Regions from separate parts of the Homo sapiens genome. Here regions 2 and 3 are each linked to region 1. The links are chromatin loops, found by intact Hi-C in ENCODE. Cell type or tissue: Calu3. All regions are shown on one strand. Each heading gives the region's core, and the rest is flanking DNA. Links, peaks and the distances in the headings are about the cores only.

Region 1 (8,070 bases), core at 1,527-6,526:
AAACAAAGGGGCAACAATAAGCAAGAAAATGTGGGTTGATAGCTATAGCAATCATTCACTTTATTAGTTATTAAAATATACACGAATAGAGAGCTTAATTAAATATATAGTGCAGAAATAGACATATCCCTTTCATCATCACAGCTGACACATATTGAGCACTTGCAATAAGCCAGACACTGTCCTAAGCAGTTAACATGCCTTAAACCAAAATCCTGAAAACAATCCTGTCAAGGAAGTGACCCATAGTTGCACAACCTGGATATGGTTTGATCACTAGGTAAGAATATTTTCTATGATAAAGTATTTTAAAAGAGTAGAAGATGGATAAATTCATTTATAATATTGATGTGAAAACTGGTTATATGTTTTTATATGTTTTAAATTATTTAAATCCTCTTTTGATTAGATTGTTACATTTAAAATGAAATAAAACTATTTGAAAAAAGTAAATGAAACCCTGATAACTATTTAACAGGTTTCAAAAGTATAGTTATACCCACACCTCAATATTTCCAAGAAAATTAATTATAGAGAGAATAAAGATTTAACTGCAAATACAATGAAAGACATAAAAGTGAATATACAGCCAGATATTTGGGGGATGGGAAATTCTAATTATCCTGCAAAGACTGTATTTAAATGAGAACTGATAAATTTGATTACATGCATATATATAAATCATGTATGGTGAAACAACACACATAAATAATAAAAGACAAATTACAACTTTGGGAAAGTATTTGCAACATATATGACATGTATTATATGGATAAACTAAATATACATAAAGAGCTTCTATCAGTAAAAAGACAGCCCATGGAGACTCAAGAATAAGAGATTTATAAAAGGTCAGAGGCCCGGTGTGGTGGCTCATGCCTGTAATCCCAGTTTTCGAGGATTACTTTGGGAACCTGAGGTGGGAGTCTTGATTGAGCTCAGGAATCTGAGACCAGCCTGGGCAATATAGCAAGACCCCCATCTCTATAAAAAATTTAAAAATGAGCTGGACATGATGGCACTTGCCTGTAGTCCCAGATACTCCAGGAGGCTGAGGCTTGAGCCCAGAAGTTCAAGATTGCAGTGAGCTATGCTTGTGCCACTGCACTCCAGCCTGGCCAACAGAGCAAGATCCTGTCTCAAACAAACAAAAACTAAAAATAAAAGGTCAGAGACAATGACCAATAAATATCAGGAAAAGTTTTAGTGTTACAAAATCAAAGATGTGCCCACTGAAACAACATTAAGATCTTGGTTTTTACATATTAAAAAGCCAATGATTAAGAGTAATGTCAAACATGGGGAAATAAGTACTTCTGTTGTCAGAGCACTTAAATTGGTAGGAATTTCCATAAGGAAATTCGCTGTGTATCAAAAATTTTCAAAATGCCCATACATATGCCCATGAAATTCAGTTTACCATATTTTATGCTAAAGCATATACAAGTTTATACATATTGAAGCACTATTCATAACAGTAAAAGTTAGAATGTAAATGTATATAAGTTAGAAACTCTGTTTTAAAATGATGGTACATCTGGATACTCTGCCATTTCAAAAAATGTTTTATATTTTTATTTACTAACCTAAAACAATATTGATACATGTGTGTATATCTCTATAGATTAACCTGGGAGTTTAGGGGTTAATCTGGTTACCTTAAATTTTTCTTTATTAATTTATGTACGTATTTTCTGTAATTAGATTTTATTCATTTTATATAGATAAATAGTGTTTAAAATATTGAAAGATAAAAGTTATTTTGTAAGGATTATAACTGTACTTATTACTGACAAGAGATAATGTCAGTGATGATTAAAGTGGTGTAAACTCTTAAGAATATTACATAACATTTATTAAACATTTTTCATTTCCAGTTAAAGTTTAGACATATAATTTGAGAAAGGTGAAGATAACCTATAACTATTTATGCAGGAGCTGGGAGAACTGATAATTCAGATTATTGTCAAATACACCTCTCTGATTTTTTTAATGTTTCTCTTCAACTGTTTTAAAATTTCTATAGCACAACCTCTTTTTCATACATTTAAAACAAACTTTGAGCCTTTCCAGTATCCTTTAAATTCTTATATCAAACTCAAACTTCTTACCCCTAAATGGCTACAAATAATCTGACATGGTACTGGATCAGATTCCTAACTTCAGCACTTCACCTGGAAATTTCTGAACCGAAAGGGTACATCTGATTAGGAGTTAGAATATGTTCTCCCAGAAGCAGAATATGCTTGACACAATTTATGTCCTAGAAGCTGCAAACTGATGCTCACTTGTCACATCCATCCTAGAGGTACCTTTTCTTTGGTTCACACAAGATCGCAAAAATATTGAATTATTAAACAACAACTTTAAAATGTTTGATTTTATACAAAACTTTAAAAGTTGGGATTCCAGGCTTCATGCTTGCTATCCTGCATGGCAACATCTTTTGGAATGGAGCAGCTGCAGGGTGCCCTAGATGTGGTATTCACACTCAAATCTGCAACACAAAGTCTGCATTGCTCATATATATTCCTTGCCTGACTTCTTTATAAAATGTGAATATGTGATCACATCTTTAGGCATGTCCAAAGTCTTACCTGACACAACATGATTGCTCAACATGCCTGCTTTACTATCAAATTTCTATAAATAAAGACTTTTTTGTTTATATTAGGTTGAAAGTAATGGCAAAACCTGCAATTACTTTTGCACCAACCAACCAAATGACCTCTATAATATTTCTAGGCAGATAGAAGATATGTATCATGTGAGAGATTAACAATTTCATTATCACATTAACAAAGATTGGATAGGGAATAGAGTTCCAAGTGAAGGTGGCACATAGGATATTTAAGTGTTCATAGAAGATGCAATCAGAAGCAACGGGTACCAGTTTTCACAGAAGTCTGTGATTGGGTTGTGGAGAGGAGAATCAAAATGGACATTTCATAGAAAGCAACAGAAGTAATTTACTTCTGAAGTTAATGTAAAAAGCTTTCCTTACCTGAAACAAACACTTAGTTGCAGTTTATAAAGCTATTCACATTGACTTTTGAGCAATTGAGCCTGTTGAAGACTCAATATGTGCTTACATATACCTCTTTTTTTTAAAAAAAAAGAGACAAACATGTGCTATGTTTGATGTTCTAAGGTAGTTTGATCTCAAAAGTGCTTTTTAATTCTCGTGCTATTCTTGATAATTTTGAAATCTGTTGTTATCTCTTCAAGACAGATGTTCTTAGTTGATTTTGGGCATTGTTCCAACAGCAAACGTGACTAAACTTGTAATGGAAGCATTCATTCAGCCCCTAATAAGATGTGAATTAAATTCATATTTTAAAATTCCTCATAACTTTTTTCTATAAATTCATTCAACTTTTTGAATATTGTCTCAAATAATTTTGGAGCTGAGATTTACTACTGTTAGCACTTATCTGAATGGTCTGCTGCCCTAAGTGGTGATAAAAACTGGGTCAGAGAATTTAGGTCTAATTTGGGGAAAGAGAGTATATGCTCCTTTTACTCATTCAAAAACATTTATTAAGATTGGATTATATGTTTCTTACACTAGTCTTTGCTGGGGGTTTAAGGTGAAGAGGACATGGTTAATGCTTACAAGAAACTGGCAACTTAGCCAGGCAGAAAAACAGCTAACTAGTACAATGTGATAACTGTACAAATAACCTGAGGCAACCGCAAAGGGAACACAGTGGAAGGGTCGATTAATATTGCCATGGGAATCAGGACCTTCCCCTAAAACAGCGAGAAGTAACAGTGAACTGGACTTTGAAAGAGGACGGTGACTTTATCATATAGGAAAAGGATATATGAAAGCAAACATCAGGTTCTGGGGGCCATAAGTAAACTCACAACATTAGAAAATAATTTTGAGGAAAGATAAGGCTGCCAAAGGGTAATGGAACCAGATGGTGAAATGTTTTAAATTGAGGCATTGTCCAAGGAAAATCAAGAGCAACTGGGAAATATATACCAAGAGTCTTAGAAGTTATATACATTTTGAACAATTTTATGTTCAGGACTTTATTATAAGAAAATAGTGTGGAATAGACAATATACTGTAGTAGAAAGGATGTTTCTCACAGCATTATCTAGAATACAAAAAAATAGAAAATAGCTGAAATGAATAGTGATAGAGGACTGAAAGAAGACTAAATAAAAGGAATCATTTCCATATTTCACCATTGGATATGATATTTGCTAGGGGCTTATATAGAAATCTTTGTCCACTTAAAAGGTAGTTTTCTATTACTAGTTTTCTGAAGTTTGCTATTATTTATTTAGTTTTTTTTTTTTACTAAGAATGCATGTTTAATCATGCTTAATATTTGTATTTATTTATTGAGATTATTATCTTTTTTCTCTTATGACTAAAGTAAAGCAGATGAAGAGACATTCAGAAGTTAAATTATTTTGCATTACTTGTTAATAATGAATTGATAAATAAGATTTTCTTCTGTTTTACTGAGAATATTTCTTCTATGATTATATATCAGATTGGTCTGTATATTTTCTTTCTCATACAGTTATTTTCTGGTTTTGGCCTCAATGCTATGCAAACTTCATGAAGTGTGTTGGACTCACTCAATTTACCATCCTCAGAGAGAATTTGCATGTAATCGAAATGATCTTTTTCTTGAATATATTATAAGACTCATCTTTAAAAATACCCTTGACCTTTAAAACCTACCCAGTAGGTTTGGACGTGTATGTTTATATGTATATAATTTAAATTATTAATTTAATTAATTTAAAAATTTGCGTTTTTAACAAGAGACGTAGTCCAAAGAGATACGAATAAACGTTTAGCAAAATATGAACTACATGGATGTATTTTTCTTCTGTTCCTCTTTTCTCTTGAGTAGTATGTGAGTCTTAAATGCTTACTTCCTACAATCAATTTTGCTTATAACACCAATCAATGTGCCAGTGACAATAGCCCATTCCACTTTTTATGCCAGCTGATGTCCAAACAATATATAATTTTATCACTCTCCATGATTGCCAAAAATTGAAAAAGTTATTTTATCACACACTGAACTGACAGTAAGAGACCAGTGACCATTTTAAGCGATAGTCTTTTGTTTCTACAGAAAATAAAAAACTATATATTTGATCCAATTAAAAAAGGCTTCCACTTCTACAGATACTATAAAGCTGTACCAATTTTTTTTTTTACTGGAATTGTAAATCACTTTACCATCAAAGTATCAAAAACTTCTGAGTTCTCATTTTTGACAGCAACCTGGAGGATAGATAGTGAACCATCAATAATGACAAAAAGAAAACTATGCAGGGAAAGACATTAACAACCTGCTCCAGCCACCATAAGATGAAACCTAACTTTGTTAATACTTAGAGTATTGCTAGGTATGACTCAGCTGGTGATGTGGTTAGGCTCTGTGTCCCCACCAAACTTTTTATTTTGAATTGTAATCTCCATAATCCCCCCCATGTCAAGGGAGAGGCCAGGTGGAGGTGACTGAATCATGAGGGCAGTTTCCCCCACGTTGTTCTCATGATAGTGAGTGAATTCTTACAACATCTGATGGTTTTATAAGGGACTCTTCCCCCTTTGCTCAGCATTTCTTCCTGCCACCTTGTGAAGGAGGTGCCTTTCTTTCCCCTTCACCTTCCTCCACGATTGTAAGTTTCCTGAGGCCTCCCCAACCATGCTGAACTGTGAGTCAATTAAACGCCTTTCCTTTATAAATTACCTAGTTTCGGGTATGTCCTTATAGCAGTGTGCAAATGGACTAATACAGCTAGTATATGCAAATACAGCATATCATCTGAGTTTCCTGATTATTCAGGCACTTACCCTGGCTGATAGGTTCTCATAACACACCATTAAATAGTATTATTGTTTAAAACTCTTTTGCTTGTTTTTAATTGATATGTTGTTAGGATCTAAGTACTATGTGATGTGAGAGAGAAGGAGGAAATTTTGTGAGAAATGTCTGCTGGCAGTGATTGATAGACTCGATGAGGAGAAGAAACACAGGATGGTTTATGCTCAAACTTGCTCCCATTTGCTACTTTGGAAATTTCTAGAAAGAATACCATTGTTTAAAAGTGAAGATGAATGTTTCAAAGGGATTTAGGAAATACAGCATATAGACAGTGCTGCCTCAGGACTTAGGGACCAGTGGGATCTCGAGTAGGCAAAAGCATTATTTCAGTTTCTATGAGGAGCACACTGAAGTTCTGGCTCCCTGTGAACTGACACATCTTTAGTGTCCAACAGAGCTTTGCGTCAAGATGCGAATAAGCAAGACGTTAGCAGATGTCGTTGAGATCATATACAATACACATTGGTGATCTCTAGAAATAATTGGAGTTTGGGGAAGGGTGGAATGGGTGCTGTGGTTCTAAAGTCATTTTCCTAAGGCTAGAAGGTAGCAAAATGGACAGTAATAGTTACCGAATTTGCATAAATACCAGTTACACAAATATGAAAGGATGATACCTCATGATTTGATCTTAATAGCAGATGGTGTACAGGGAGAGAATATTTTAGATGTTACATTGGGTTAAGGAATTATCTCATATTTGTAATTTGTTGAGTAGTAAGACAAATAAACAAACAAAAACAGCAAAAAAAATGTACTTGTTACACCTTGTCTTTTATTTTTGTTTTTATTTTTATTTATTTATTTATTTTTAGACAGAGTCTCACTCTGTCACCCAGGGATGGAGTGCAGTGGTGCGATCACGGGTCACTGCAACCTCTGCCTCCTGAGTTCAAGCAATTCTCCTGCCTCAGCCTCCCGAGTAGCTGGGACTACAGGCGTGTGCCCCCATGCCTGGCTAATTTTTTGTATTTTTAGTAGAGACGGGGTTTCACCGTGTTAGCCAGGATGGTCTCGATCTCCTGACCTCATGATCCGCCCACCTTGGCCTCCCCAAGTGCTGGGATTACAGGCGTGAGCCACTGCGCTTGGCACACTTTGTCTTATAATAGGGAATTTAACCAAGTTACATTCATGATAATAGGGAAAATTTTTGTCCCTGTTCAGGTTATTTATTTTATACCTAATATATTTTCACATTTTCAGCTTTTGCTTTATGTTTGAAACCATCCAACTTCATATTTTTAAAGGTAATTTGACTGGTTATATATTCCTATGGCAACACTAATTTACTGTGAATATTTGGAAACTTTTTTTTTTTTGCTTCCTTCTGAATTCCATTCTTAATCTTGTTGACATAACTGCTTAGAAATGAGCTGTTTTCTCTTTGCAAGTGATATCTTCTTATCTTAGATAAAATGTGCTTCCTGGATATGTATTTTGTTTTTTATATAAAATCAGTTCAGGAAACACAACCATTATTTCTTGAAATATTGCCTTTTGTTTAGTATGTGTTTAATATATTTTTTGAACATTTTTTACTTTCCCTACTTACTTTTTTTATTCCCTGCTTCTGGGATGCCAGTCAGATGCTTACTAGACTTCTCATTCTGTCCTATATAAATATTAATGTCATTTTAATACATCTTTTTATCTGCATGACGTATTTTAGTCATTTCTTGGGATATATATTCCAGTTCATTAATTCTGTTTTTGACTCTTTCTAATCTACTATTTAAGCAATTCAATGGTTCTTTTTATTTTGAAAAATTACATATGATTATTTCTAGATGTTAATTCCTCATTGTTTTGTTATAGACTAAATTTAAAAAAAATTCATCTGTAGCTGTTCTCTAACATCTGCAGTTTCTGTATATCTAAATTTTTGTGTCTAAACCTTTTTAAAAATTTTTACTTTTACTTATGGATACACAGATAACACTTGTCTATTTTTATGGGATGCATGTGATATTTTTATACAGTTATACAATGTGTGTGATAAAATCAGGGTTATTGGGGTATTGATCACCTTATGCAGTTATTATTTATTTGTGTTAGAAACATTACATTTTCACTTTATTATTTTAAAATATACAATAAATTATTGTTAACTATAGTCACCCTATTGTATTACTGAATACAACATCTTTTCATTTTTTAATCAAACTCTGAGTTAGTGGGTGGCTTTTGGTGACCTTTG
Region 2 (8,070 bases), core at 2,061-7,060, 89 kb before region 1:
ACACACTTATAAATGAAAGTAATCATGGTTAAAAAGGACATTCTGATCTTCAGGATTTTTATAAATCTGTTATCTGACTATATTATTAGGCCTGGGAATTTCTACATGTCCCAAAGTCTGGAAATCTTCAGGTTGGGCTTTGATGGCTCTTTTAAGCCCTAGGTTAGCAAGTGGGACCTGTCGTAGCTTTTGACTTTGATTTTTCAGCAGTCTTACATGTTTCTTAAAGTTTGTGTTTCTGGTTTTGCAGTTGGTTTTTTTTACTATGAAGGCTGGGGAGTTTGTTTTGAATTTCGACTTTTATAAGGGCTGGGGAAATAGGCTTATGAGCGTGCCAGTTTACCCTGCTTTATGAAGGCTTTGTTACAGGCTTGTGGCAGTTTGTATATAGGTGAGTGACTTTTATGCAGGCAAGGGGATCTTTTTACATGTGTAGAACTGCAGCAGCAGCCTTAACAACTGCAGGCAGACAATACTGCAATACTGCCCTTAGCAATCTGGCACCACAGAAACAAGGACTCAATTATAGAAAAGAGAGTGGATCAGTTTTATATTGCTGTGTAACATATTTCTACAAGCTTAGTAGCAAAAAAAAAAATACAAATTTACTATCTTACAGTTTCCATGGGTCAATAGTCATGGCATAGATTGGCTGGATTTTCTGCTCAGTTCTCATACAGCTGAAATAAAACTGTTAGGAATCAAAGTGTTATCTGGGGCTGCATTCTTATCTTCAACTTGAGGACCTCTTGAAATTCATTTAATTTTCTGGCAGAATTCATTTTTTTGTAGCTGTAGAACTCATGACAAGTTCCATTTTCTTCTAGGCCAACAGGAGAGCATGTCTCTCATACTTCACTTTATTTTTTAAAATAAATGTTATTGTGTATATTTGAGATTTATAACATTATGTTATGGAATATGTAGAGAAAGTAAGGTGGTTACTATAGTAAAGTGGATTAACCTATCTATCGTCTCATATAACTACTGTTTTTAAATGACAAGAGAAGTTAAAATCTATTTATTTAACAAAAATCTCCAGTGAAATTGTTTTATTAACTTTAGTCCTCATTTTATACATTAGATCTGTAGATTTGTTTATCCTACATACCTGCTATTTTGTATCTTTCAATCTTCATCTCTCTATTTCTTTCCCCATGCCCAGCCTGTGGTAAAAACTTTCATTTTCTATCTACCTCTGTATCTCCATGTATTTGAGCTCATGTATATATTCCACATATAAGCGAGATTATGTGATATTTTTCTTTCTCTGTCTGGCTTACTTCACTTAGTATAATGTCCTCCAAGTACATTCATGTTGTGGCAAATGGCATAATCTCTTTCTTTTTAAAGGCTGTATAATATCCTGTTACACACAGACCCACTCAGACACACACACATACACACCATTTTTCTTTATTCATCTGTCAATGGGCATTTAGATTGTTTCTATATCCAGGCTATTGTGAATAATACAATGAACATGAAAATGCAGGTAGCTTTACAAGGTAGCGATTTCATCTTCTTTGGATATTTACCTAGAAGACAAGACTGCTGGGTCATATGGTAATTTTATTATTATTATTATTTTTAAAAACCTCTATACTGTTGTTCATAATGGCTGTACCATACTTCATCTTATTTTATTGTATTTAATTGTGTATTTACTTATTGTAATAAGAACATTTAGCATGAGATCTACCTACACAACAAATTTTTAAGTGCACAATACAGTATCATTAATTATAAGCGAAATGTTGGACAGTGTATCTCTAGAAATGATTCATCTTGCCTATATTAAACTATATACCTGTGAAACAGCAATTCCTCATTTTCCCTTTCCCCAACTCCTGGAAAAAAACACTCTACTCTCTGTTTCTGAGAGTACAACTATTTTAGGTACTTCATATGCATGGAACCTTGCAGTATTTGTCCTTCTGTGACTGACTTATTTCACTTAGCATAATGATCTCCAAGTTCATTCATGTTGCATGCTGTTGGGAAAAGTGAATACCCACAATGGAAAGAATGAAACTGAACCTTTTTCTTACACCATACCCCAAAATTAATTCAAAGTCGATTAAAGACTTAAATGTAAAACCTGAAACTATAAATCTCCTAGAAGAAAACTTTGGGAAAAATTTTATGGCATTTTTATTGGCAATGATTTAGATATGAACCCCAAAGCACAAGCAATAAAATAAAATTAGACAAGTGGGAATATATCAAACTAAAAAGCTTCTAACAGTAAAGGAAATACTCAGTAGAGTAAAAAGACAGCCTACACAATGGGTACGATGTTGGAAAACCATATATCTGGTAAGGGATTAATATCCAAAACATATAAGAATCTCCTATAACTCAACAGCAAGAACAAAATAACCAAACAAACAAAAAGCCCACACAACTAAACTAAAAAATAAACAAAGGGCTTCAATAGACAATTCTCCAAAGACATACAAATTACCAACAGATATATGAAAAAAATGTTCAACATCACTAAGTACCAGTACAATTCAAACCATAATGAAATATTACTTTACAACTGTTGAAATGACTATTAGTCAAAATCAAAAGATAACAAGTGTTGGTGAGGATGTGGAGAAATTGGAACCCTTGTATGCTATTCATGGGAATATAAAAATGGTACAGCCACTATTAAAAACACTATGGTGGCTTCTCAAAATATTGTATAAAAGAATTACCATATGCTCCAGCCATCTCACTTCTGGTTATATTGAAGTCAAGATCTTAAAGAGATATTAGTACTCTCTTCTTCATTGAACTATTATTTACTATTGCCAAGATAAAAAATCTAAGTGTCTATTGATAGGTAAATGGATACAGAAAATGTGCCATGAACATACAATAAAATATTATTCATTTTTTTTTTTTTTTTTTTTTTGAGACGGAGTCTCGTTCAGCTCCCAGGCTGGAGTGCAGTGGCGCAGTCTCGGCTCACAGCAACACCATCTCTCGGGTTCAGGCGATTCTCCTGTCTCAGCCTCCTGAGTAGCTGGGATTACAGGCACCTGCCATTATGCCTGGCTAATTTTTATTTTGTATTTTAGTAGAGATGGGTTTCACCATGTTGGCCAGGCTGGTCCTGACCTCCTGACCTCAGGTGATCTGCCCGCCTCGGCCTCCCAAAGTGCTGGGATTACAGGCATGAGCCACCGTGGCTGGCCTATTCATTCTTTAAAAAGGAAATTCTAGCACTTCATCTTATTTTAATTATTTACCTGATTAGCTCAGACCCACCTAGGATAATTTTCCTAATTTAAGCCAATTGAATAAAGATTTTAATTACATCTGCAAAATCTTTTCACAGCAACACATATATTAGTGTTTGAATAACTGGGAGAAGGTGTGTAAACCAGGGCCTAGAAATCTGAGGTGGAGGGCATCTTAGAATTCTGCCTACCTCAGGATTTCTTGAAAAGGTTTTTAGACATTAAGATGATTAATTATTCTTCACCTGCTTAAATTGTCTTTCTCAGCCAAATTTACACACTAAGGCTTAGGCTTTTATTCACAAAGATAATTTACTTCCAGATGGCACCAGAGAGCCATTTTAGATTAAAATTTAATTTTAGATTAATAGCCATTGTGACTGGTGTGAGATGGTATCTCATTGTGGTTTTGATTTGCATTTTTTTGATGATTAGTGATGATAAGCATTTTTTCATGTTTGCTGGACACTTTTGTATCTCCTTTTGAGAAGTGTCTGTTCGTGTCCTTTGCCAACTTTTTAATGGGGTTATTTGGTTTTTGTTTGGTGGTTTGTTTAAGTGACTTTTAGATTCTTAATATTAGACCTCTGTCTAATATTGCACAGATTGCAAATATTTACTGCCATTCTGTAAGGTTGTCTATTTACTTTTGATAAGTTCTTTTGCTGTGCAGAAGCGCTTTAGTTTAATTAAGTCCAACTTGTAAATTTTTGTTTCTGTTGCAATTGTTTTGGGGGACTTAGCCAAAAATTCCTTGCCAAGGTTGATGTTGAGAAGGGTATTTCCTAGGTTTTCTTCTTGGATTTTTATATTTTGAGGTCTTACATTTAAATATTTAATTTGTATATGGTGAAAGGTAGGGGTCCAGTTTCATTATTCTGCATATGGTTAGCTAGTTATCCCGGCACCACTTAATGACTAAGGAGTCCTTTTCCCACTGCTTGTATTTGTCGGCCATGTTGAAGATCAGATGGTTGCGGGTGTGCGACTTTATTTCTGAATTTTTGATTCTGTTCCATTGGTCTATGTGTCTGTTGTACAAGTAAAATGCTGTTTTCGTCACTGTAGCCTTTTAGTACAGTGAGAAGTTGGGTAGACTGATGCCTCCGGCTTTGTTCGTTTTGCTTACAATTGCTTTGGCTATTCAGGTTCTTTTTTGTTTCCATATGCATTTTAGAATATTTTTTTTTCTAATTCTGTAAAAAATGACTTTGATAGTTTGAGAGAAATAGTGTTAAATTTGTAAATTGCTTTTGGCAGTATGGTCATTTTAACAATATTGATTCTTCTAATCCATAAGCGTGGAATGATTTTCCATTTATTTGTGTTGTACCTGATTTCTTTCAGCAGTCAACTTCAACTCATCCTCTCAAATTGTATCTGGAATTGTAAATTAGAAATTTCTGAATGTAGCTTTACATATCCGAGCCTTAATGGGCCATTTCACTCACAAAGGAGGAGTAGGTATTATTAGTAAAAAACAGAAGGAAAGGAATAATCCATCTTTTGCAGTTGTGATAATGAAAAAACCACAATGACATCATTTTGAGTCCCAAAGCTTAGACATTGGTAGGTCTGATACAAACAAAATGGCAGAGTAGCCAGAAGCTTACCAGAGACAATCAGAGAAAAAGACAGCAAATAAAAGCCCTTCTATGATGTGGACAATTCTAGAGGAGGCCTGTGCCTGTGTAATAGGCTTACCCAGACAGAAACATGAAATCTACATGTGGGCGTATATTTAAAAACATCTCCCAAGACTCACACAAATCAACATGTCTGAAGCTTCACTGGCAAATGGGCGTAAACACAACCTCTGACTGAACATTGACAGAATAATGAGCTACTCTGACCCAGAGGTGACTCCTAACCAGTATTCTAAATAATATCATAGTCATTCCTGGCATTCTCAAAAAACATGTGCTTGCCCAAGACTGCACACTCTCGGGAGTTGCCAGAGAGAGACCCTCTAGGCTATTGTTCCTGGTTGAATATGCAGAGACATGTAAAATCCCTGAACTGTGCTAGCAATTTCCAAACCACAAACACACATTAATGGTAAAGAGTAAAAATCTAACTGGCTATAGAGATTTACATGTAACATTTGACAAATTAGTGGCTATACTGACCAGGGTGGCCAGGCTTAAAGAAAAAACAAGGGGGAATATGTGAGCAATGATATCAGAATCTTTTCCCTGTAAGGGAAACATACAGCATAGAACTATTTCAGTCAAGCAACTAAGCAAATTTTTAAACGACCAGATAAGAAATACAACTCCAGGAATTATCAGTATCCAGGGTTGGTAAAATAGATTATCTGAAATGTTCAGTTTTCAACAATATAATGCGACATACCAAGAAATAGGAAAGTGTGACTTATAAATAAGGAAAAAATTGGCTATAGAATATGTCTTTAAAGTGTCCCTGATAGTGGGCTTAGTAGACAAAAACTTCAAAGCAGCAATTACAAATACTTTCAAAGAACAGAAAGAAATCAAGCTTAAATAACTAAAGGAAGGTATGATGACAATATTTTATCAAGTATAGAATACCAATAAGGAGATAGATACTATTAAAAAAATAACCAAATTAAAATTCTATAGTTTAAAAGTAAAATAACTAAAATGAAAAATTCATTAGCAGAGTAGAAATGAGCTAGCAGAAGAAAAGAATAGTGAATTTGAAGACAGATCAATAGAGATCAGGCAATCTGGAACAGAGAGAATAAAGGATAAATAAAAATTAACAGAGTCTCAGAGAAATGTAGGACACCATTAAACACACCAACGTACATTTCATGGGACTAGCAATGGAGAAGAAAGCAAGGGACAAAATAAATAAGCAAGGAAATAAAAGTTGAAGATTTATTAAATTTGATGAAATATCTTCACGTACAGAGCCAAGAACCTCAGCAAACTCCAAGCACAATAAGTACAAAGAGAAAAACACCCAGACATATCACAGTCAAAATGCTTAAAGACAAGGAGAAAATCTTGAAAGGTGCAAGAGTAAAAGGAATCATTACATCAAGCTGGCAGCTTATCAGAAAGAAGGGCCCAGAAGGTAGTGGGATGACATATTCAAAAAGCTAAAAGTAAAAACAGTGAAAAATAAATTTATATCTAGCAAGACTATCTTTCAAAAATGAGGGTAAGATAAGACATTCCCAGGGAAACAAAAATTGAGAGAATTTGTTGCCAGTAAACTGCCTTAAAATAAATAGTAAAGGAACTTCTTCAGGTTGAAAGCAAGTGACAATAGACAGTAATTCAAAGCTACAAGAAAAACAAAGAATGCCCATAAAGGTAATTATGTAGCTAATTGAAAAATATAGCATAATTGCATGCTCTTGTCTCTTCTTCTTTTGACTGATTCAAAAAGCAATTGCATAATACAACAATTTGGCATGTAACACAAAGAAATGTCATGTATTTGACAATCAACGTTCAAAGGAACTGGGTGAAAACAAAGTTATATTGGAGTAAGCAAATGATACCAAGTGTTATCTTACACCACTAGACGGAATAAAAAGAAACAGCAAGGGTAAATAAGAATGTTAATATAACAAGCTCTATACATATATATTTGCTTCTATTTCTTTAGTTCTTTAAAAAATTAAGATAATATAAAGTAATAATTATAACAATGTATTGTTCAGTTTGTAAGCTTTATAGAAGTAGTATGTATGACAGTAATAGCACAAAATATAAGGAGGGAATGTAGCTATATAGGAATAAAGTTTCTATATTTTATGGGTATAAAATCAGTATAAATCTAAATTAGACTTTCATAAGTTAAGACATACATTGTAAGTCCTAGAAGAACCACTAATAAATATTTCAAAATATAATTTAAAATTTACTAAAAATTAAACTGCTACATTAAACATAAGCTGCTTAGTATAAAAAAAAGTAGAAAAAGAAAAAAGACATGTGACACATAGAAAACAAAAGGCAAAATGGCAGATATAATTCTAAACATATCAATAATATTAAATGCATGTGGGTTATACAATCTCACCAAAACCCAAGAACTTTTAAATTGGATTTTAAAGACTGTGATCCAATAATGCTTTGTCTGGAAGAGACATAGTTTGAAAGTAATAGGATGGAAGAAGATATATCACACAACTATAAATGAAAGGAAAGCAGGAGTAGCTATTTGATGCTTTTAAAAATATAAAAAAAAAAATGACAAAATTTTAGCTGAACTAACCAAGAATAAAAAACAAAGAGAAGTCTGAAATTACTAAAATCAAGAATGAAAAAGGAATGTTACTATTGTTGTATTGAAATAAAAAGATTATAAGGGAATGCTATTACAAACAACTATAAACCAACAAGATGAGTTGCATGAAACGAATTAATTTCTTGGAAGACACAAAGTACTGACTCTTACTCTAGAATAAATAGAAATTCCAGATAGGTCTATAATAAGCAAAAAATTGAATTGATCATTTTAAAACTTCCTGAAAGAAAAGCCAAGTACCATATGTTTTCCCTGGTGAAATCTATCAAACATTCAAAGAAAAACTACTATAAATACTTCACAAATTCTTTTAACAAATAGAAGAGCTGGAAACAGTTTCCAACTCATCCTATGAGGGCAATATTACTCTGATACTAAAACTAGAAGAAAAAAACTACAGCCTAGTATCGCTGATGAATATATTTGCAAAAATACTCATCAAAATACTAACAAACCAAATCCAATAACATATTAAAAGGATTATACAACATGAACAAGTAGGATTTATCCTAGGAACACAGGTTGATTTAACATCCAAAATTAATTAATGTAATAAGCCATTTTGACAGAATAAAAGACAAAATATTAT
Region 3 (8,070 bases), core at 2,061-7,060, 230 kb before region 1:
AGATTTTCTCCCACTCTGTGTGTTGTCTGTTTACTCTGCTTACTGTTCCTTTTGCTGTGCAAAACCTCTTTAGTTTAATTAAGTCCCAACTATTTATTGTTGTTTTTATTGCATTTGCTTTTGGGTTCTTGATCATGAAATCTTAGCCTAAGCCAATGTCTACAAGGGTTTTTTCCAGTTGTATCTTCTAGAATTTTTATGGTTTCAGGTCTTACATTTAAGTCCTTAATCCATCTTGAGTTGATTTTTATATAAGGTGAGAGAAGAGGATCCACTTTCATTCTCCTGCATGTGACTAGCCAAATATCCCAGCACCATTTGTTGAAAAGGGTATCCCTTCTCCACTTTATGTTTTTGTTTGCTCTATTGAAGATCATTTGGCTGTAAGTATTTGGGTTCATTTCTGGGTTCTCTATTCTGTTCCATTGGTCTATGTGCCTATTTTTATACCAGTACCATGCTGTTTTGGTGAATATGGCCTTATAGTAATAGTTTGAAATCAGGTAGTGTGATGCTTCCAGATTTGTTCTTTTTGCTTAGTCTTGCTTTGGCTATGCAGGCTCTTTTTTGGTTTTATATGAATTTTAGAATTGTTTTTTCTATTTCTGTGAAGAATGATGGCGGTATTTTGATGGGAATTGCATATAGATTGCTTTTGGCAGTATGGTCATTTTTCACAATATTGATTCTACCCATCCATGAGCATGGGATGTATTTCTATTTGTTTGTGTTGTCTATGATGGAGGTGGCAGGGTGGATGTAATGAACTCTGTGAGGGTTCTTAGCTTTGGTGGTTTAATGTCCTATTTTTGGGCTGTTTGGCCTCCTGCCAGGAGGTAGCAGTTTCCAGATAGCATTAGCTGTTGTAGTATGGAGAGGAACTGGCTGTGGACGTGGCCCTAGAACTCCCAAGATTATATGCCTTTTGTCTTCAGCTACTAGGGTGGATAGGGAAGGCCCATCAGGTGGAGTCAGGACTAGGCTTTTCCAAGCTCAGAATCTCCTTGGGTGGGTCTTGCTGCATGTGCTGTGGGGGATGACAGTGAGGTTCCCAGGTCATTGGAGTTGTGTACCTAGGAGGATTATGGCTGCCTGTGCTGAGTCATGTAGGATGTCAGGGATGTGGGGGAAAGCCAGCAGTCACAGGCCTCACCCAGCTTCCACGCAAATTGAAGGGCTGGTCTCACTCCCACCGTGCCCCCCACAAAAGCCCCAAGTCTGTTTCCAGGTGGTGGACGAGCCTGGCTACCCACCTCCCAGCTGTGAAAGAAAAGGGCTTTGTTCTTCCCCCACCTGTGGAGTCTGCACACCGGATTCGGATTCGTGGCCCTCCCCTGAGTTCTTGCCAGGAGGCTTCTCGCCCGGTTCAAATTGTTACAAAGGTCAGCTAGAGAATTCCCTCTCCCTGAAGTGTTTTACCCTCTGCTCCTCTGGCCACACTACCGATGGATCCCTGTGGTACCAGGCAGGAATGATTGGCTTGGGGACCCAGCAAGCTCCAAGGGCCTTTCTTGCTGCTTCCTCTACCCTGTATTTCACTCCGCTCTATAAATTGACTCAGCTCCAGGTAAGGTCGGAAACTTCTCCGGCAAACAGACCTTCAGTTTCTCCAGTGGGGATGTATGTTTGGGAGAGTAGGATCTTCTTTTCCCACTTCTGTAGTTGGGGCAATCACAGTATTTGGGGCGTCTCCCGGGTCCTGCAGGAGCAGTCCACTTCCTTCAGAGGGTCTGTGAGTCCTCTGGGCATTCCTGGTTTGTTTTTGCAGTGGATCGGGAGCTAAAATTCAGGATGCGAGCCTTCGCACGCTGCTCTGTCCGTTCCAGTCAGAGCTGCAATATAGGCCTGCCTCCCATCCGCCATGAACTGAAATCCATGTTTGATTGACTTTAATAATCAGAATTGAAGATACTCGCCTTAGGAGAAAGGGAAATTGCATTTTGTTCTGCTGGAACCAGATTCCAGACTTAATGAAGAAATCTCAATTTCAGCTCCCTCATCTCGTCAGAGATCCAAAATTATTCTGGTCGGGCAATTATATAGACAATCCCACCTTTCACCATTGCTTACCATTAACCACTCCCTCTTCAGGTTTCAGCTCATGAGTTGGTTTTATTTCGACAGAGGAATGGTGTCTTGGAGATTTCTCCTCATTCCTATAAATTTAAAAATGTACTAAAAAGTGTTTTATCCAGAAGCGTTTGTGTTTTTTTAGTGGAGAGCCTGTCGGATATCTATCAGCCACACTGCAGGATTTCCTTGTTATTTCTTTGGAAATTTTTAAGTGGTTCCTTTGAGAGATATGGTTCTGAGGTCCTAGGGAAGCTCTTTCATTTTCTTTGAAGACCCCCATTCTGTGGCTATGGAGTAAACCCAATTCCATAGAATCAACAAGAATCCTCTCTAAGACTCAGCATAATAAGATGTTTGGGAAGAATTTTATTTCTTGAGGCTTAAAAAAAGCACTTGATGGTTGAATCTGAGATGTTCATTTGGATTTTGAAGCCTTTTGTTTGTAACAGGATTTAATCTTTGTATTTTAATTTCTTCCTTGCAATATAAAAATTAGAGAAGATATATTCCAGATTTGGAAATCTCCTGTTGGCATATTATTATTGGACTATCCTAATTTGACTTTTGCTCTTATTTCAGAATCTTAGATAGTTTATGTTGGACAACATGAGTGGACATAATTTGAAATAGGAAACAAGTGAGAGTGTACTGTTGGCTTTAGGGACAGAAAGGCCTTGCAGTTAATTCCTAGTGGAACAGGAAATGATCAATCCTCCATGATAATTAGCTTGTAAATAAGGAGAAAATCCTCAGATACAACTTGTGATGGTTCTGTGGCTTCAGTTTGGAGAGGGCACAGTTTTATACAGTTATGTAAACAACTGCAGGTTTTACAGTTTCACTCATCACATGAATTATTGGACTGTTAAGAGTATTTTGTACCATAGATAATTTCTTTGGTTTAATTAAAAGAAAAAAAAGAAGAGTAGTTGCTTGGCCAAGTAATTCATTAGCTAAAATTCTTCAAGCTGAAATCAGATCCTTGAAATTTGATTTGTATGTTAGGCTATGGGACTTTTAGATAAATCCTCTGAGTTAAGTTTTTTAAAATTCTGGAGATAAGTATAAAGATCCTTTTCCTCATCATTAAAAGCATTCTGTAAGTAGCCGTGTACACTTCATAATTATCAGTAACAGTTCTAAACTTCATTTTGGAAAGGCCAGTCATAATTCTCAAAATTTTCTCAACAAATTTAACTAATTGGTATTGAAAGTCATTTTAAAAACTTCAAGACACAAAGTCTACACTGTCCACCAATGGTCCCAGGAAGGTGCTAAAACAAGGAAAGTCTGGTAAGGGGTAGGGATGGCCTCATGAAAGAGGGAGCAGAATTACCATGATTCTTTTGTAGTTTACATCAAAGGGGACAGGTAAGCCTCTATTTAACCATAGGCTTAATGTTTAAACTCAATGGATTAAGAGAACCAATAGCTGAAAAAGATTATAGGTAGATGCTTCTGCTCCATTCTTGATAGTTCCTTCTATCTAGAGGAAGTTTCAATGGTGTATCCGTCCTACCCTCTCTCCTATCCCTCCTTACTCACTTCTCTTCATAAATATGGAATGAACTGAGGAAAAAGAAACATGCATGCATACCTTAGCTCCTCTCCCTCTCCCCCTCTAAAAATGTAGTGATTTTTAAACTTCAATGTGATTCCAAATCCCTAGAGATATTCTTAAAACAGATAGCTTGGCCCCTTGCACAGAAATTTGATTTGGCAGGTCTAGAGCAGGCCTATAAATTTGCATCTTTAAAAAATTCTCAGGTGATGCTGATGCTACTGCAACTGGTTTTTCAGTGGCAGCTTCTGAAAGGGGCAATATAAGGCTACCTTTAGCAAGGTTGGTAAGTCTGTCTAATTTTGAGTCAGTATAAGGGAGGCCTACTTGCTCACAAATAGAACTGCTCTTCCTGATTTGGGTTTTCTGCCTGCCTTACATCTTATATGTGTTTTAATTGATCAGAATTTGAGAAAAGAGTTGGGGTGCAATTTACCTCATCTTAAAACCTCAAAATGAACATAGATGCTCTCATATTGTCAATTAACATACATATCGGTTTATCTGCCTGGATTGTAGGACATTTAGAGAAGGATCATATGTTCAATAACACTGTAAAGCCAAGTGCTGTCCTTTGTTTACTTGAGTCCAATTATGATTAAATAAAAAATAGATCATATAAAAATATTGTTTGCTGGGCACAGTTATTCATGCGTGTGATTCCAGCACTTTGGGAGGCTGAGGCAGGTGGATCATTTGAACTCAGGGTTTGAGATCAGCCTGGCCAAGATGGCGAAACCCTGTCTTTACAAAAAATACAAAAAATTAGCCAGGTGTTGTGGGATGTGCCTATGGTTTCAGCGCCTATGGTTTCAACCCAGGTGTTGTGGGATGTGCCTATTGTTTCAGGAGGCTGAGGTGGGAGGATCACTTGAAACCAGGAGGTGGAGGCTACAGTGAGCTGTGATTGTGCCACTTTACTCAAGCCTGGGTGACAAAGGGAAACTCTGTCTCAAAAAATGTGCATGTGTGTGTGTGTGTGTAATTGTCACTTCCTAGCCAATAAGACATTTCATTTTCAGCTAGAATTTAGAATTTAAAAAGTTATTTTGAATAAATAAAACTCCTGATCTCTAAGGTGGACTTCAGCTGTCTGTTTTAAAGGGCTGATGCTGCTGAAATCATTATGGGATTCTCAGGAATGATGTCTAATGTTCAGTGAGTAATCTGTCTTGATATATGCTATCCCAGGAAGTTGATGTTTCAAGTTTGATTAATCATCCACTTTATTCCTTCAAGGTTTTCTATTTCATGCTGGGTGGATTACAGTCCAGTGACTACTACCTCCATCTAGCCAGCTGGTGATAATTGCTGTTAATTTCCTGGTATTTGGCAACAAGTTGTTTCTTGATGACTAGAGGGAGATATCATGAAAATGTGTCAGAAGGGAATTGCAAAAATAACATTTATTGTTTTTGCTTGATTATAAAATGTGATACATGTTCATTGCTGAAAATTTTAAAAATATAAAAAATAAATTAAAAAATAAGAATTTAAACATAATGTTTCTATTCATAGAAACCATGTGCATAATTTTAGTGAATTTCAGATCTCTCATCTATCTGTCCATAGTCTGTTTCACTATAACAAAATACCTGAGACTTGGCATTTTTTATAAAAAACAGAAATTGATTTTCTCACAGTTCCAAAGGCTGGAAGTCCAAGGTCAAGGTGCCAGCAGGTTCAATGTCCGATAAAGGCCTAGTCTCTGTGCTTCCAAGATGATACCTTGTTGCTGTGTACTCACAAGGCAGAATGTTGAAAGGGCAAAAGGGTACCTAGCTAGTTTCCTCCAGCCGTTTTATAAAAACATTAATCCATTGATGAGGGCTCTGCCTTTATGATCTAATCATTTTCCAAAGGCTGTACCTTTTAATACTGTTGCATTGGGAATTAAGTTTCAACATTGATATTGGAGGGGACATAAACCATAGCAATCGTTATATATTCTGATATAACAAACACACAACACCCACCACTGGCACTACTTCCACTGAAAAAAACTTAGCATCATTCTACTTATCCAGCTTTGTATTCTATTTTTTCTTTTAAAAAATTGACAGACCTTTTACAGGAAGTGGGTTGCTGTTGCTGGCTCTGGGAGACAGCTGAAAAACTATGAGTGCCCAAAGTGTGAAAGTGTGAAAGGGGGATCATCTGCCCCTGAACACACATCCTCACTGGGGAAACTGGAGGTCCAGATCATGGGAGAAGGATTTGACCTTACCTGGAGCTGAGATGAATTTAGAGTACTGAGTGAAATACATGGATAGAGGAAGCAGTGGAAGAGCTTGGTGGGCACTCTCGGTCCCCAGGGAAGCCATCTCTGACTTTGTCTCACAGGGGTCCTTGGAAAGGCTGCCAATAGAATTGGGGAAAGATCACAGCAAGAAGGAAACTTTCAGCTGAACTTCATGACAATTTCCACCAAATGTGAAGTTTCTTGGATAGAATCTGGGGGAGGGGGTGAACCAGGAGTGCAGACACCAGCACAGAAGCCACGACAGGGAGGGAAGCAGGAAACCTGAGAGCCCTGCTTGTTCTTTCAGCAGGGAGGCTTGTAACCTGGGGCAAGTTCTGAGCCCTGCTCACCAGCTGCCTGGAAATAAACTCAGTGCTGGTGGTGGGGGCATGGTGGGAGTGAGATTGGCCTTTCAGCCTGTGTGGGAGCTGGTTGAGGCCTGTCACTGCAGGCTTTCCCCCACTTCCCTGGTGACCTGTACAAAGCAACAGAGGCAGCCATAGTCCCCCTGGGATCATAACTTCATTGGCCTGAGAATCACACTCCCATCCCCCACAGCAGCTGCAGCGAGCCCCTCCAAGGAAAGTCTGAGCTCAGACCTGCCTAACCCTGCCCCCTCCTCAAGGTCTTCCTCTAAGCACCCTGATAGCCCAAGACAAAGGACATAATCTCTTGGAAACTCTATGGACCTGTCCACCACCTCAGAAACCCCAATACTTATCCAGGCAACCTTAGGGCAAGATTGTGTCCTCCCTAGATTACCACAGCTGGAGATCTCTTGAAAGTGCCACCTCCTGGCCAGGGGCCATAAGACACAAAATGAGCACAATAAACAAAACTTCAACCAAGGACCCTCACAGAGTCCACTTCACTCCCTTGCTACCTCCACTGGAGCAGATGCTGGCATCCACAGCTGAGAGACCTGAAGATGGGTCACATCACAGGATTCTTTGCAGACACCCCGCCCACCACCCCTGTACCAGCCCAGAGCCCAGTAGCTCCACGTGGTAGCCAGACCCAGAAGGGAAAAAACAATCACTGCACTTTGGCTCTCAGGGAGCCCCATCCCTATGGGAAGAGGGAAAGCGTGACGAAAGGGAGCACCTTGTGGGACAAAATCTGAACAGCAGCACTTGAGCCCCGGATTTTCCCTCTGACATAGTCCACCCCTAAATGAGAAGGAACCAGAAAAACAATTATGGTAATATGACAAAACAAGGTTCTTTAACACCCCCAAAAGATCACATTAGCTCACCAGCAAGGGATCCAAACCAAGATAAAAATCTTTGAATTGCTAGAAAAGGAGTTCAGAAGGTCGATTATTAAGCTAATCAAGGAGGCACCAGAGAAAGATGAAATCCAAGTTAAATAAATTTAAAAAAAAGATACAGGATATAAATGGAAAAATCTCCAATGAAAAACATAGCATAAATAAAAAACAGTCACAACTTCTGGAAATCAAGGGCACACTTAGAGAAATGCAAAATGCACTGGAAAGTCTCAGCAATAGAATCAAACAAGTAACAGAAAAACTTCAGAGCTCAAAGACCGGGCTTTCTACTTAACCCAAACCTACAATGAAAAAGAAAAAAGAATCCAACAAAATGAACAGAGCCTCCAAGAATTTTGGGATTATGTTAAATGACCAAACCTAAGAATAATTGGTGTTCCCAAGGAAGAAGAGAAATCTAAGAGTTTGAAAAATGTTTGAGGGAATAATTGAGGAAAACTGCCCTGGTCTTGCTACAGATTTAGACATCCAAATACAGGAAGCACAAAGAACACCAGGGAAATTAATCACAAAAAGATAATCACCTAGCCACATAGTCAGGTTATCTAAAGTCAAGATGAAGGCCAGAATATTAAGAGCTCTGAGGCAAAAGCATTAGGTAACCTATAAAGGAAAACCTATCAGATTAACAGCAGATTTTTCAGGGGAAACCTTACAAGCTAGAAAGGGATGAGCTCTATCTTTAGTCTCCTCAATTATCAGCCAAGAATTTTGTATCCAGTGAAACTAAGCTTCATAAATGAAGGAAAGATACAGCCTTTTTCAGCCAAACAAATGCTGAGAGAATTTGCCACTACCAAGCCAGCACTACAAGAACTGCTAACAGGAGCTCTAAATCTTGAAACAAATCCTCAAAATACATGAAAATAGAACCTCCTTAAAGCATAAATCTTGCAGGACCCA

Evidence for each region. A loop is a pair of places that touch in the nucleus more often than their neighbours do. Peaks named below come from ENCODE experiments on the same cell type or tissue, not always from the same donor. Only the 100,000 strongest peaks of a DNase experiment are listed, where the experiment ranks them.
Region 2: a loop joins it to region 1, with 2.4 times the contacts of the local background. A loop is called at or near these places in 1 of 110 quality-filtered maps.
Region 3: a loop joins it to region 1, with 1.9 times the contacts of the local background. A loop is called at or near these places in 1 of 110 quality-filtered maps.

What each region holds. Positions count from the first base shown.
Region 1 is chr12:81,869,967-81,878,036 of GRCh38, reverse strand. No RefSeq gene overlaps it. Among named protein-coding and RNA genes, the nearest start is that of LINC02426, 80 kb to the left of the region's middle. In Calu3, for the core only: no CTCF peak of the experiment used is centred there; a DNase peak (open chromatin) is centred at 3,686.
Region 2 is chr12:81,959,376-81,967,445 of GRCh38, reverse strand. All of the region lies in intron 2 of LINC02426 (long intergenic non-protein coding RNA 2426), which reads right to left. Among named protein-coding and RNA genes, the nearest start is that of LINC02426, 9.7 kb to the right of the region's middle. In Calu3, for the core only: no CTCF peak of the experiment used is centred there; no DNase peak of the experiment used is centred there.
Region 3 is chr12:82,096,224-82,104,293 of GRCh38, reverse strand. No RefSeq gene overlaps it. Among named protein-coding and RNA genes, the nearest start is that of LINC02426, 150 kb to the right of the region's middle. RefSeq lists an enhancer at 911-2,110. In Calu3, for the core only: no CTCF peak of the experiment used is centred there; a DNase peak (open chromatin) is centred at 4,933.